2 separate regions of the Homo sapiens genome follow, and region 2 is linked to region 1. The links are chromatin contacts, found by Hi-C or POLR2A ChIA-PET in ENCODE. All regions are on one chromosome and are shown on one strand. Each heading gives the region's core, a stretch centred on a gene start or an enhancer-like site at or near the end of the contact. The rest is flanking DNA. Distances are from core to core; before and after follow the strand shown. Region 1 holds the start of HCFC1R1 (host cell factor C1 regulator 1). Region 2 holds the start of CORO7 (coronin 7).

Region 1 (6,616 bases), core at 1,476-3,975:
ACCGCCCCCTGCTCCCGCGGCAGCTCCTGGAGCGCGGACCTGGACAAGTGCATGGACTGCGCGTCTTGCAGGGCGCGACCGCACAGCGACTTCTGCCTGGGCTGTGAGTGGGGGGCAGGGCCAGTGGCCAGCGGACCCCAGACTGGGAGGGAGGGTGGCTGGTGCGCAGAGCGGGGCCGAGAGCTTTGCATCTGGGAAATCATTCGGGAGGAGGTGGGAGCTGGGAGGGGGCTCCGGTCAGGGAGGAGGCCACGTTTGGGAGAAGGCAGAAGGCTCAGTCTTAGGGGGCGGGGCTGGCCTGGAGAGGGGCGAGGTCTGACTCCGAGTCCCGCCCCCAGGCGCTGCAGCACCTCCTGCCCCCTTCCGGCTGCTTTGGCCCATCCTTGGGGGCGCTCTGAGCCTGACCTTCGTGCTGGGGCTGCTTTCTGGCTTTTTGGTCTGGAGACGATGCCGCAGGAGAGAGAAGTTCACCAGTAAGTGTGCCCTGGCCTGCCCAGCCCTGTCAGCACTCGACCTTTTCTCTGCTGCTGACGACCCCACCTCTTATCTTGCAGCCCCCATAGAGGAGACCGGCGGAGAGGGCTGCCCAGCTGTGGCGCTGATCCAGTGACAATGTGCCCCCTGCCAGCCGGGGCTCGCCCACTCATCATTCATTCATCCATTCTAGAGCCAGTCTCTGCCTCCCAGACGCGGCGGGAGCCAAGCTCCTCCAACCACAAGGGGGGTGGGGGGCGGTGAATCACCTCTGAGGCCTGGGCCCAGGGTTCAGGGGAACCTTCCAAGGTGTCTGGTTGCCCTGCCTCTGGCTCCAGAACAGAAAGGGAGCCTCACGCTGGCTCACACAAAACAGCTGACACTGACTAAGGAACTGCAGCATTTGCACAGGGGAGGGGGGTGCCCTCCTTCCTAGAGGCCCTGGGGGCCAGGCTGACTTGGGGGGCAGACTTGACACTAGGCCCCACTCACTCAGATGTCCTGAAATTCCACCACGGGGGTCACCCTGGGGGGTTAGGGACCTATTTTTAACACTAGGGGGCTGGCCCACTAGGAGGGCTGGCCCTAAGATACAGACCCCCCCAACTCCCCAAAGCGGGGAGGAGATATTTATTTTGGGGAGAGTTTGGAGGGGAGGGAGAATTTATTAATAAAAGAATCTTTAACTTTAAATGGTTTGGAGAGGCAGTGATCCCCGACTGACTCCCCTGAGCTGGAGGGAGGGAGTGAGTCAGCCAGCCGCGGGGGCGGGGGTGAGGCTCTGACTCACACATTCTCAATGCCTGGAACTCAGCCGGCAAGGACCTGGCTGGCCCTAACAGTTTTCCAGGGAAGATCTTGAGGAGAAACCCCAGCATCCCGCGCCTCTGCCCTCTCCACCATCCCCAAAAGCCCCAGGTTCCAGACTGAAGCCTTCCTTTGCTCAGCAATCTTTATTCAGTTCTTCTTGGGGGTGGGATGCCTCCCTTCCCATGCTCCCACCCCTCCCATCCCAGAACTCCGTTGGGCTCAGTGTCCTCTGTTGAGGGAAGGTCTTGGTGCCCAGATGCCTACTCTGCAGGAGAGGGAGGAACCTTGTCCCTTTGCGGGAGTCGCTGGTCTCTTCTGTTGTGGGGAAGAAGGAAGGTGGGAGGGGCACTGTCCACCAGCACTCAGAGCTCCATTATGTCCCCAGCTGGGGTTGCAGGGTAGGGGGGACTGGGGGTGTCCCCCAGCCTCAGCAGACGGAGGGCCTCAGGGATGAGGCTGCCAGGATAGCGCCAGAGAAGCAGCTCAGAGCAAGGGCTCCTAGAAGAGGAAATGACTGTCAGGGCATGGAGCTGAGGCTGGCCTAGCTGAGCACCTCCCACCAGGTCCAGGTCCCCAGGGGCTCCTGGGTTCCCAGCACTTTCCAAAGAGCCAAGATGGGAAACAACCCAGAGGTCAGCTAGAGCTAAAAATGGCACGATGAGGCAGGGCCTGAGGTCAGCTGTGAGGACCGCCTGTGATTCTGCAGAAGGCCTGGCCAGTGGAGGAACCTACCTGAGTGGGGGCAGGGCTGGGGAGAAGGTCATGGGGGGGCTGCAGTAGGGGTGGTCATTGTGCAGGCTGAGTTGAGAGAAGTGGGTGGCCATGTTCTCCTCAGACAGAAACTGCTTGCGCAGAGGCTCCCTGGGGAGAGATGGCAGAGAGGCAGGCTGGGATACTGACACAGGAGGCAGCCTGTTGGGGACCAGAGGTGACAGAGATCTTGTTGGGAGTCCCTCCCTGCCCCCAAACTCACTGCTCCTCCTCCAGGCGCCGCTTGGTGCTCATGGGCACAGCTCCTCGGAGAGGGGAGCTGGGAAAAAAAGAGAGCCTGGTGCACCCCACCCTCTTGGCCCCTTCCCAAGGATCTGCCCGCCTAAGCCTGCAGCATCAGCCAGGAGCCCCAAGCCCATTCCTGTCTCAGCTGGTGCCGGTCCCCGCTCTCCTGGACCATCCAGCAGGGTACCTCGGAAGTCTCGACCCTCAGCCGCAGCCCCAGTCCCATCTCAGCTCACGCCTAAGCCCCGCCGATTCGCCCCACCCCGTATTCATCCTGCAGACCAGTCCTGAGCACCCAGCCAAAGCTCCTGCGGCCCTTGGTCAGGCCCACCCTGGTCCCCTACACGCACCTGGCGTCCAGGCCCCAAGTCACCCCCAAGGCGGCCCGCGGGAGGCGCTGGGCCCCTCCCTGGGGGCCTCGCTGCAAGGGCTGCTGCAGGATCATTGGGTTTTGGGGTCCTGCGGGTGGGATCTGGGCGACAGGGGAGGAGTCTCTGAGGGCGTGGCCAAGAGAGGATGGGCGTGGCTTTAGGCGGGCACAGCCGCGAGGTTCTGCGCGGGCGCGGAAGACGGGCGGCGCGTGGCGGAAGGCAGGCTTGCTCCTCGGGGTGGGGGAGGGTATCCGGCTTAAGGGGGCTGCGGTGGACACCACTTCTTAATGTCGGGGGTCTTCGCGGCGCTCACCTCGGCTCCTAGGGTTCGGGACGGTACGCACCAGCCACCTTCGCGCCGAAGGCGGTAGGGCGCCACGGAGAGGAACCGCTCTAGGCACGTAAGGCCTCGTGAGGTTGCGTCGCGCGCGGAGCACTCTGGGACTTGTAGTTCTGGAGATGGAGCGAGCTGTGCCGCTCGCGGTGCCTCTGGGTCAGGTGAGACGGACGTGGTGCGCGTTGCCTTCTGGGGTTTGTAGTTCACGCATGGCTGGGACGGGGCGGGCAGGGAATCGTGCCCTGAGCCCTGTTTTGCCTGGGCTATTTGTGGGACTCAGACTCTGACCAGGGGGGCGGGATAGTAACCCAGAAGTGCTTCAGGGGCTTAACGCAAGTCAGAGAGTAGGAATTATAAATCAGTACGTTTTTCTATGTTGGGGTAGTAGAGGTACTTTTTTTTTTTTTTTAATTTTCTAGTTCTTGCAAAGCACTTTTTTTTTTTTTTTGAGACAGAGTCTCACTCTGTCACCTAGGCTAGAGTGCAGTGGCGCGATCTCAGCTCACTGCAACCTCCGCCTCCCAGGTTCAAGCGATTCTCCTGCCTCAGCCCTCCAAGTAGCTGGGACTATAGGCGTGTGCCACCATGCCCAGCTAATTTTCGTGTTTTTAGTAGAGACAGGGTTTCACCATGTTGACCAGGCTGGTCTCGAACTCCTGACCTCAGGTAATCTGCCTGCCTTGGCTTCTCAAAGTGCTAGGATTACAGGTGTGAGCCACCACGCCCGGCCAAATTTTTTTTTTTTTTTTTTTTTTGAGATGGAATTTCACTCTTGTTGCCCAAGCTGGAGTGCAGTGGCTCCATCTGGGTTCACCGCAACCTCCGCCTCCCAGATTCAAGCAATTCTCCTGCCTCAGCCTCCTGAGTAGCTGAGATTACAGGCATGCGCCACCACTCCCAGCTAATTTTGCATTTTTAGCAGAGACAGGGTTTCTCCATGTTGGTCAGGCTGGTCTTGAACTCCTGACCTCAGGTGGTCCACCTGCCTTGGCCTGCCAAAGTGCTGGGATTACAGGCGTGAGCCACTGCGCCCGGCCCCACATTTTTAAATTTTTTTTGAGACAGAGTCTCACTATGTTGCCCAGGCTGCTCTCAAACTCCTGGCCTCCCAGAGCGCTGGATTACAGGCATGAACCACCACACCCGGCTTAAGCACTGAGTGACAGCCCCATGTAAAGCTCTTGTCTATACACTAGCTCATCTAATTGTGATGGAATCTTCTGTGAGCTCCATTTGTCAGTTGAGGAAGCTGGCAGGAGAGGCCTGGGTGCTTGCTCAGAGGTCCCTGAGGCATCACCTCAACTCTCCCCTTCTTCAGTGTCTTCTTGGAGCCACCCATGGGACTGCATGGGCAGGTGCTGGCTTGGGGCGGGGCCGCCTCAAAAGAAGGCTGAGAAGTCAGGACAGTGGGAGGCCTGGCAGGTTTTGGGGGAAGCAGGGAGGAATCTGTGGATGGGAGGTTTCATACGTCCCAGGCAGGCCTCATCCAGTCTTTCCCTGCAGACAGAGGTGTTCCAGGCCTTGCAGCGGCTCCATATGACCATCTTCTCCCAGAGCGTCTCACCATGTGGGAAGTTTCTGGCGGCTGGCAACAATTACGGGCAGATTGCCATCTTCAGGTACCCTCTGCCGCTGTCCACCCATTAGCCCTGGCACTTGGCCCTCATGGGACGGATGCCCCCGTTTCTGACTCCTGGGTCCCCTCCGCTGTCCCTGCAGCTTGTCCTCTGCTTTGAGCTCAGAAGCCAAAGAGGAAAGTAAGAAGCCGGTGGTGACTTTCCAAGGTGGGTATACCTGTGGAGTCTGGCTTCAGGACTTTGGGTGGGATTGGCTCACTCAGTTCTGCATTTCTCTTTAGCCCATGATGGGCCCGTCTATAGCATGGTTTCCACCGATCGACATCTGCTTAGTGCTGGGGATGGGGAGGTGAAGGCCTGGCTTTGGGCGGAGATGCTCAAGAAGGTAAGGAGTCGAGCTTGGGAAAGGGCTGGGGTGCCTGGACCCAGAGAGAGCCTTTGAGGTCACCTGGTATTTTCTCTTTTGAAGGGCTGTAAGGAGCTGTGGCGTCGTCAGCCTCCATACAGGTGAGCAGGGCCACGTGGATAGAGGGTGCATCAGGGTGAAGCCACTTCCTCACTGACCTTGCCTTTCCTTCCCCAGGACCAGCCTGGAAGTGCCTGAGATCAACGCTTTGCTGCTGGTCCCCAAGGTCTGAGCCCCATGTGACTGTTCTTGGTCCAAACTTTGATCCTTCACCCTCTGCCTATCCTGATTTGACATTGACTTTCTGCCTCATCCTGCTCCTCCACAGGAGAATTCCCTCATCCTGGCTGGGGGAGACTGTCAGTTGCACACTATGGACCTTGAAACTGGGACTTTCACGGTGAGCAGGGTCCTGGAGCCCTAGAGCAGGTCTAGGTCAGGGAGAGGCACTCTTCCTAGGTCTCCTCCTGACATCGCCCCTCTACATGCAGAGGGTCCTCCGGGGCCACACAGACTACATCCACTGCCTGGCACTGCGGGAAAGGAGCCCAGAGGTGCTGTCAGGTGGCGAGGATGGAGCTGTTCGACTTTGGGGTAAGCAGGTGGCTGGTTGGAGGGCAAGATGGCAGTGAAGGAGGCTGAGGCAAGTGGGGCACCACTCACAGTTCTTTCCCCGCAGACCTGCGCACAGCCAAGGAGGTCCAGACGATCGAGGTCTATAAGCACGAGGTGAGGGTGTGACCGTGGCCATTGTCCTCTTCTCCCCCAACTCCTTGAATTCTCCAGGTCTTCACCTCTTTCCCTCCTCCCCTCCCCATCCCAGGAGTGCTCGAGGCCCCACAATGGGCGCTGGATTGGATGTTTGGCAACTGATTCCGACTGGATGGTGAGCTGGGCAGACTGTGGGATGGGATGGCAGCTCCGGGCCCTGTCAGCTGTGGGCCTGTGGTTCACAGCTGGGGACTCCCACCTTTCTGTCCAGGTCTGTGGAGGGGGCCCAGCCCTCACCCTCTGGCACCTCCGATCCTCCACACCCACCACCATCTTCCCCATCCGGGCGCCACAGAAGCACGTCACCTTCTACCAGGACCTGGTGAGGCCCTGTGTCTCACTTCTGCCACCCCCACTGACTCTTCCCTTCAGTCCTGACCCCTGAGCACCTTCCCTGTCCTCTGCAGATTCTGTCAGCTGGCCAGGGCCGCTGCGTCAACCAGTGGCAGCTGAGCGGGGAGCTGAAGGCCCAGGTGCCTGGCTCCTCCCCAGGGCTGCTCAGCCTCAGCCTCAACCAGCAGCCTGCCGCGCCTGAGTGCAAGGTGGGTCCGGCAGGGGCCGCGGAGCGGCTGGGAGGCAGGGGTGTGGGCAGGCCAGTCATGCCCCTCTTTCCTCCAGGTCCTGACAGCTGCAGGCAACAGCTGCCGGGTGGATGTCTTCACCAACCTGGGTTACCGAGCCTTCTCCCTGTCCTTCTGATCTCTGACGACACCCCCAGCCAGCTCAGGGTTTTAGAGTGTTTTTCATTTTCTTTTTTTTTTTTTTTTTACAATAAAGTTTCAGGCTTTTTTACCATGCTCTTTCTTTCTATGAATGGGGGCCAAATCGGTGGAGTGATTTATATATTACTCTGTCCGATCTTGATACATAAATA
Region 2 (6,320 bases), core at 930-3,429, 1.4 Mb after region 1:
TCAAAGCACCGCTCAGCACTCCTTCCTGCCCTCGATGACAGGACACCCATGTTTCCCACTCCACCCACCCATAGCACCCCGGAAACCACCTCCACCACCTGAAGTTTCTATATCAGTGTTCACCTGCCATGGTTACAGCATCAGTCCCACCCTATTATTTCTCCCTCCTGATTCATGTTTACTGTATAAACACAGTGACTGCAAATATCTCTGAAAAGAACAGATCACCTGTTCTCCCGCCTCCCTAACATAAACTGTTTTAAGCTCTCCCTACAGTCTGTAGTTCCATGCCTATCTGTTTATGTTGCTGGACTAAGGCCCACCCAGGAGCAAGAATTAGGGCCCCTCAAGTATTCTCCAGACCCCTCCAAGCAGTACTTAACTGCACTCAGAGCCACCGGCTGTCTTGATGCAAACCTAGGTACCTCCTCCTAACTTTTCTTGTTTGTTTTTTTCTTTTTTTGAGACAGTGTCTCACTCTATTGCCCAGGCTGGTGTGTAGTGGCACAATCTCGGCTCACTGCAACCTCCACTTCCTCGGCTCAAGAGATCCTCCAACCTCAGCCTCCCAAGTAGCTGGGACCACGGGAGTGAGTCACCACACCTGGCTAATTTTTTTTTCTTTAACTTGTTGTTCAGAGGGGTTTCGCAATGTTGCCCAGGCTGGTCTCGAACTCCTGAGCTCAAAGCAGTCCACCCAAAGTACTGGGATTACCGTGAGTCATGGTATCCAGCCCCTCCCCCTAACTTTTCAATGGCTCTGCACTGCAATCAGAATAAAACCCAACTTCTTCCGGTGGCCCTTGGGTTCTGCAGGACCACTCTGGACTCATCTGTCACCATACTGCTCCGGCCATCCCCTCCATCCACTCATGCTCACTTTCCATTTCTCCACCAGGCTCTTTCTCAATTCTCACCCTTCTGGCCTCAGCTAAAATGCCATCTACTCCAGGCAGCCTTTCCTGACCACGCTACTGAGACTGGCCCCCTCCATTCTCCATCCCAGTCCCTCATGTGTGTTCTTCAATGTCGTTATGAAAACCTCCAATGCTCTTGTTTGTCTGCTTGCTGTCTCCCTCATGAGGCTACAAGTGCCACAGGGGAAGGAAAATGCCGTTGTGTTCACCGGGATGTCTCCAGCAGCTTAGCACAGCATAAAGTGGAAGCAGAGGAAATATAGTCCACACTACAAAAACGGAACCTCTACCCAGACTGCCCTGACTTGCTCTGGGACCCTGATGGGGTCACTTGAGGTCAACTCCTAGGCCCAGTTATCGGAGGACACTCCCAGGCCTTACAAATAACACGGAAAGCGGAAGAGCAGAGCTGACATCGTTTCCAAGGCGCACCCCTCATCAGTCCTCCTGCCGTTTCGGGGGTCCGAAGGGTCTCCCGGCACCTGGCTCAGCAATTCTTTGGGGCTCCACCTGCTCAGGCTTCCCCAGGCCCCACCCAGCCGTGGCAGCATCACCGAGATAAAGAAAGAGCTTGCGCCAGCGGCGAGAGGAGGAAGCACCGGCGGAAACCCGAGGGAGGGGCGCGTGCGGCCGAGGGGCTCCCTCCCCACCACTGACACACTTGGGCTCGCCGGGGCCAGAGGAGAGAGGGGCGTCTCCCCACAGCCCAGCCAGGGGCAGGGGCGACCCGGGGCGGCAGGGAGGAGGAGCCAGGCGCCGGCAGCGCCCCGAGCCCCGGCTCCCGGCGAGGCCGACCGGAAGCTGGGAAGGCAGGCGGCCTCGCAGGCCTGGGCCCCGGCTAGGAGGGCTGCGCCGCCTCGGGGGTCCCGGGGCGAGGTGGGCGAGGCGGGCAGACCGCCAGGGTCACCGAGCGCCAGAGCGAGTCACGGGAGTGCCGGACTCTGCCCTCCGGCGGCGACGAAACGGCCCGGACGCCGGGGCCCTGGCCTGAAGGGGGGTTCCCCGGGGATGGAGGTCTCGGGGTTCCAGACGGCCCTGGAGGGCACCCCTGTGGGGTCCGGGCAGGGGGAGGGGCAGCCGGACGGGGCCCGAGGCGACAGCGCCCGGTCCTCGGGCCGGACTCACCTCGCGGCGGGGCGGCCGAGCCTCGGTGTGCCGGAACTTGGACACCCTGAAGCGGTTCATGGCGACGGGCACGGCGGCGGACGCGTCTTCGAGGACCCCGGGCGTCGGGTCTCAGGTGCACGCTGAGCAACCGCGACTCCCGCTGCCTCGGCCCCACCCGGGACCCAATGCCGCGGTCACGCCCCCGGCGCGCCCCACTGCCAATCGCAGCCGTCTCCGGCCCCCTGGGCCACGCCCCCAAGCCCCTCTCCTTTCGCGCGCGCACCACCGGTCCCGCCTCCCGGCCAATCCAGGTACGGCCGCCCCGCGAGGCCACGCCCTGATACCGAGGGGACGGACTGGCGCGGGTGGGAGGTCACGTGGGGCGCAGCTGTCAGCCCACGTCTCCTGCGGTGCTTGCTTGCGTGGGGTCTCGGCTGCAGCATTCGCGATTTTGTGTGCAGGATTTGCTGTGGAGTCTTTGCGGTGTACCTAGCACGCCTTCCAGCACTATCTACCTCTTCCTGTAGAGAGGGGAGAAATTAGCTCCATTTCAGAGACAGGAAACCCCCGGCTAAAGGAGAGTGTAAACTGTCGGTCCCCAGGTCACACCAGTGGTAAGAGGCAGAGGGGGAACAGGGGCCCAGGTCTAAAGCAAATCCCTGTCCACCGGGCCTACTCAAAAGCCTCTGCATCCGGCCAGGCGCTCTGCATCCGGCCAGGCGCGGTGGCTCAGGTCTGTAATCCCGAACTTTGGGAGACTGAGGCAGGAGTATCCCTTGAGCCCAAGAGGTCGAGGCTGCAGTTATCTGTGACCGTGCCACTGCACTCCAGCCTGGGAGACAGAAAGAGACCCTGCCTCTAAAAATAATAATAATAATAGCTTTTAATTTTTCTTTAGTATTTATTCATTTATTTGACACGGAGTCCCTGTCACCCAGGCTGGAGTGCAGTGGCGCGATCTCAGCTCACTGCACCCTCTGCCTCGCGGGTTCAAGCAATTCTCTTGCCTCAGCCTCCCGAATAGCTGGGATTACAGGCGCCTGCCACCGCGCCCAACTAATTTTTTATTTTTAGTAAGAGACGGGGTTTCACCATGATGGTCAGGCTGGTCTCGAACGAGACTCAAGCAGTCCTCCCAACTTGGCCTGCCAAAGTGTGGGGATTATAGGAATGAGCCAACGCACCCAGCTGATTCTTGCATTTCTAAGGTTTGAAAAGCAATGCTTACATTTTATCTTAGTTCGGGCAGAAGTGTATTTACTGTGAACCAAAGTCACTTGTGGTTTATTGAAAAGGCTTTTTGTTTGTTTGTTTTGAGACAGAGTCTCACTCTGTTGCCCAGGCTGGAGTGCAGTGGTGTCATCTCAGCTCACTGCAACCTCCACCTCCTGAGTTCAAGCGATTCTCCTGCTTCAGCCTCCCAAGCAGCTGGGATTACAGGTGTGCGCCACTACTCCTAATTTTTGTATTTTTAGTAGAGATGGGATTTTGCCATGTTGGCCAGGCTGGTCTCAAACTCCTGACCTCAAGTGATCCACCTGCCTCAGCCTCCCAAAGTGCTGGGATTAGAGGCATAAGCCACTGCGCCCAGTCCAAAAAGGTTTTTAGAAAATCATCAGGTTGGCCGGGCGCGGTAGCTCACGCCTGTAATCCCAGCACTTTGGGAGGCCAAGGTGGGTGGATCACCAGGTCAGGAGTTCAAGACCAGCCTGGCCAAGATGGTGAAACCCTGTCTGTCCTAAAAATATAAAAATTAGCTGGGCGTGGTGGTGGGTGCTTGTAATCCCAGCTACTTGGGAGGCTGAGGCAGAGAACTGCTTGAACCCGGGAGGCGGAGGTTGCAGTGAGTCGAGATCGTGCCATTGAACTCCAGCTTGGGTGACAGGGCGAGACTCTGTCTCAAAAAAAAAAAAAAAAAGAAAAAAAAAGAAAATCATCAAGTGGCTGGGCATGGTGGCTCACGCCTATAATCCCAGCACTTTGGGAGGCCGAGGTGGGTGGATCACCTGAGGTCAGGAGTTCAAGACCAGCCTGGCCACCATGGTGAAACCCCGTCTCTACTAAAAATACAAGGCGTGGTGGCAGGTGCCTGTAATCCCAGCTACTCGGGAGGCTGTGGCAGGAGAATCACTTGAACCCGGGAGGTGGAGGTTGCAATGAGCCGAGATCATGCCATTGCACTCCAGTATGGGAGACAAAAGCGAGATTTTGTCTCAAAAAAAAAAAGAAAGAAAGAAAATCATCAGGACAGTGGTCCCACTGGATCCTAGGCGACCGAGGCACAGCTCATCATCCCCTTTCATAGGGAACTGCACCTGCTACAGACATCACAGACCAGAACATCTGGACCACACATTCCTCACCCACTTGGAATTGTCCTATACTCTGTGTGAAGTAAAGAAAATGCTATACTTAAGACAAATCATGCCCCTGAAGAGCTGGGCTCAGGCTCTTCTGCCCTCTGTAAAAGATCTCTGAGCTCACATGGGAGAGTTGCAGCCATTGGCAGCCATGAACTTGGCCAGTCCCATTATACTTCAAATGATCAGTGGTTTCAGCAAGAAATCACAGAGACCGTCTTGTCTCCCATTGCCTTCAGCCCAGCACTGTCGGGGAGCACCATTAAACCCCTTCGCAGCTCTCACAGATATCCACAGCTCAGGAGATGGGGAAAGTGCTCTGTGGAATTGCTGGTCTAGTGAAATGAAAGTGTGGAGGGGGAAACGCTTACGACTTTGTGTTCCCTTTGCAAGTAACATTTGTTTCTCCTTTTTTTTTTTTTTTTTTTTGAGATAAAGTCTCTGTTGCCAAGGCAGTGCAATGGTGTGATCTCAGCTCACCATAACCTGTCTCCTGGATTAAAGTGATTTTCCTACCTCAGCCTCCCGAGTAGCTGGGATTACAGGTGCATACCACCATGCCTGGCTAATTTTTGAATTTTTAGTAGATATGGGATTTCGCCATGTTGCCCAGGCTGGTCTCAAACTCCTGAGCTCAGGCTGTCTGCCCACCTCGGCCTCCCAAAGTGCTAGGATTACAAGCGTGAGCCACTGTGCCCGGCCTGTTTCTCCTTAAAGCTCACATTTTTGAGCTTCTGCCTGGAGAACACGGGATCATATTCTGACTGGCACTGAGGATAGGTGTAGCTTGTGGCTTCTGCAGTCTTTGGCAACAAGCCTGGGATGGATCCATTTGTGTCCAGTTGCAGCAGAAGTCCTTGAAAGGCAGGGCAGCAGTTTGTACCCATGGTAGTAATAAATGCTTGCCCTGCCTCTCTTTTGTTGTGAAAAGCAAATGAAAATAAGCATGAGAAAGTACTTCAGAAACTCCCAAGAGCCATATGCTTGGGAGATACTGATCGCAATGACGATTGATAGGCACGTGGTTTAAAGGAAAAACACACAGTTTTGTTGTGAGAAGACCTGGGCTTGGGTCTTCATTCACTCACTTACTAGCTGTGTGGCCTTGGACAAGTCTTTTCATCTTTCAGAGCTTATTTTATTGTTGTTTTTTTTCTTTGTGGGCGGGGTGGTGTCCGTTTGTAAAAATGGGAATAGTCCTCCCGCTACCTACCTCATAGGGTTGGGCTCATATCAAAATAGAAAACAAAGCCAGGGAACAGTGGCTCATGCCTGTAATCTCAGCAGTTTGGGAGACTGAGGCGGGCAGATCACTTAAGGTCAGGAGTTCGAGACCAGCCTGGCCAACATGGCGAAACCCCGTCTGTACCAAAAATACAAAATTAGCTGGGTGCAGTGGTGCATGCCTGTAATCCCAGCTACTCAGGAGGCTGAGGCAGGAGAATCGCTTGAACCCAGGAGGTGGAGGTTGCAGTGAGTCAAGATCGTGCCATTGCACTCCAGCCTGGACAACAAGAGCAAAACACTGTCTCAAAAATAAATAATAATAAAGTCTAACCAAAAAGAGACCAGGCATAGGCCCAGGCTGCTCTCAGCTGGGAGTCTTTCCCATGTTTTTCTTTCTTCTGTGTGGCAGATCCCAAGGACTTTGTCCTCTCTTTTGGTAATTACCATCATCCACTCCACTCCTTAAGAGTTCTCTGCTTCATAATAGAAAATACTGGCTCCCCAACAATCAGCCTTCCTGCTATCCCTGAAAACAAGAACACACACACCATTTCAACGTGGAGGATTTTTACTGTTCATCACTATGGGGAACTAGATGGGGGATAAACGAAAATACAAAGAAAAAAAGGGGGGGAAGTTACAACGGTGACAGTTTTCATATTACTGAGCTCTCCTCTAGTTCCTAACTCACTCTGAGGTAGTAAATGGA

Evidence for each region. Hi-C counts contacts between places; a loop is a spot of excess contacts on that map. ChIA-PET counts read pairs that join two places held with the same protein, here RNA polymerase II (POLR2A). Pooled maps may share reads with other maps.
Region 2: a loop to region 1 is called in a pooled map, with 14 times the contacts of the local background. The contact joins the promoter of CORO7 here to the promoter of HCFC1R1 in region 1. A Hi-C loop is called at or near these places in 1 of 37 single-sample maps with no recorded cell type and 7 of 50 pooled maps. POLR2A ChIA-PET finds 5 or more read pairs at or near these places in 2 of 52 experiments (Caco-2 and common myeloid progenitor, CD34-positive).

What each region holds. Positions count from the first base shown.
Region 1 is chr16:3,021,217-3,027,832 of GRCh38, forward strand. It overlaps HCFC1R1 (host cell factor C1 regulator 1), which reads right to left and starts at 2,726. Exons shown (of 4, transcript NM_017885.4): 1 at 2,631-2,726; 2 at 2,258-2,314; 3 at 2,017-2,145; 4 at 1,409-1,782. The coding sequence starts at 2,725. The coding sequence ends at 1,647. It overlaps THOC6 (THO complex subunit 6), which reads left to right and starts at 2,819. Exons shown (of 13, transcript NM_024339.5): 1 at 2,819-3,149; 2 at 4,492-4,607; 3 at 4,708-4,772; 4 at 4,847-4,950; 5 at 5,035-5,072; 6 at 5,149-5,197; 7 at 5,300-5,371; 8 at 5,463-5,565; 9 at 5,651-5,700; 10 at 5,795-5,857; 11 at 5,954-6,064; 12 at 6,150-6,284; 13 at 6,361-6,534. The coding sequence starts at 3,111. The coding sequence ends at 6,441. TNFRSF12A (TNF receptor superfamily member 12A) reads left to right here. Exons shown (of 4, transcript NM_016639.3): 2 at 1-103; 3 at 339-473; 4 at 555-1,167. The coding sequence ends at 610. BICDL2 (BICD family like cargo adaptor 2) reads right to left here. Exons shown (of 10, transcript NM_001369667.1): 10 at 6,466-6,616. RefSeq lists enhancers at 1-680, 2,072-2,171, 2,154-2,798, 2,799-3,442, 2,832-3,141 and 2 more and silencers at 71-240, 2,562-2,761.
Region 2 is chr16:4,414,417-4,420,736 of GRCh38, forward strand. It overlaps CORO7 (coronin 7), which reads right to left and starts at 2,180. Exons shown (of 28, transcript NM_024535.5): 1 at 2,043-2,180. The coding sequence starts at 2,102. It overlaps CORO7-PAM16 (CORO7-PAM16 readthrough), which reads right to left and starts at 2,180. Exons shown (of 31, transcript NM_001201479.2): 1 at 2,043-2,180. The coding sequence starts at 2,102. It overlaps LOC124903635 (a long non-coding RNA gene), which reads right to left. Exons shown (of 3, transcript XR_007064963.1): 2 at 5,943-6,137; 3 at 2,309-2,545.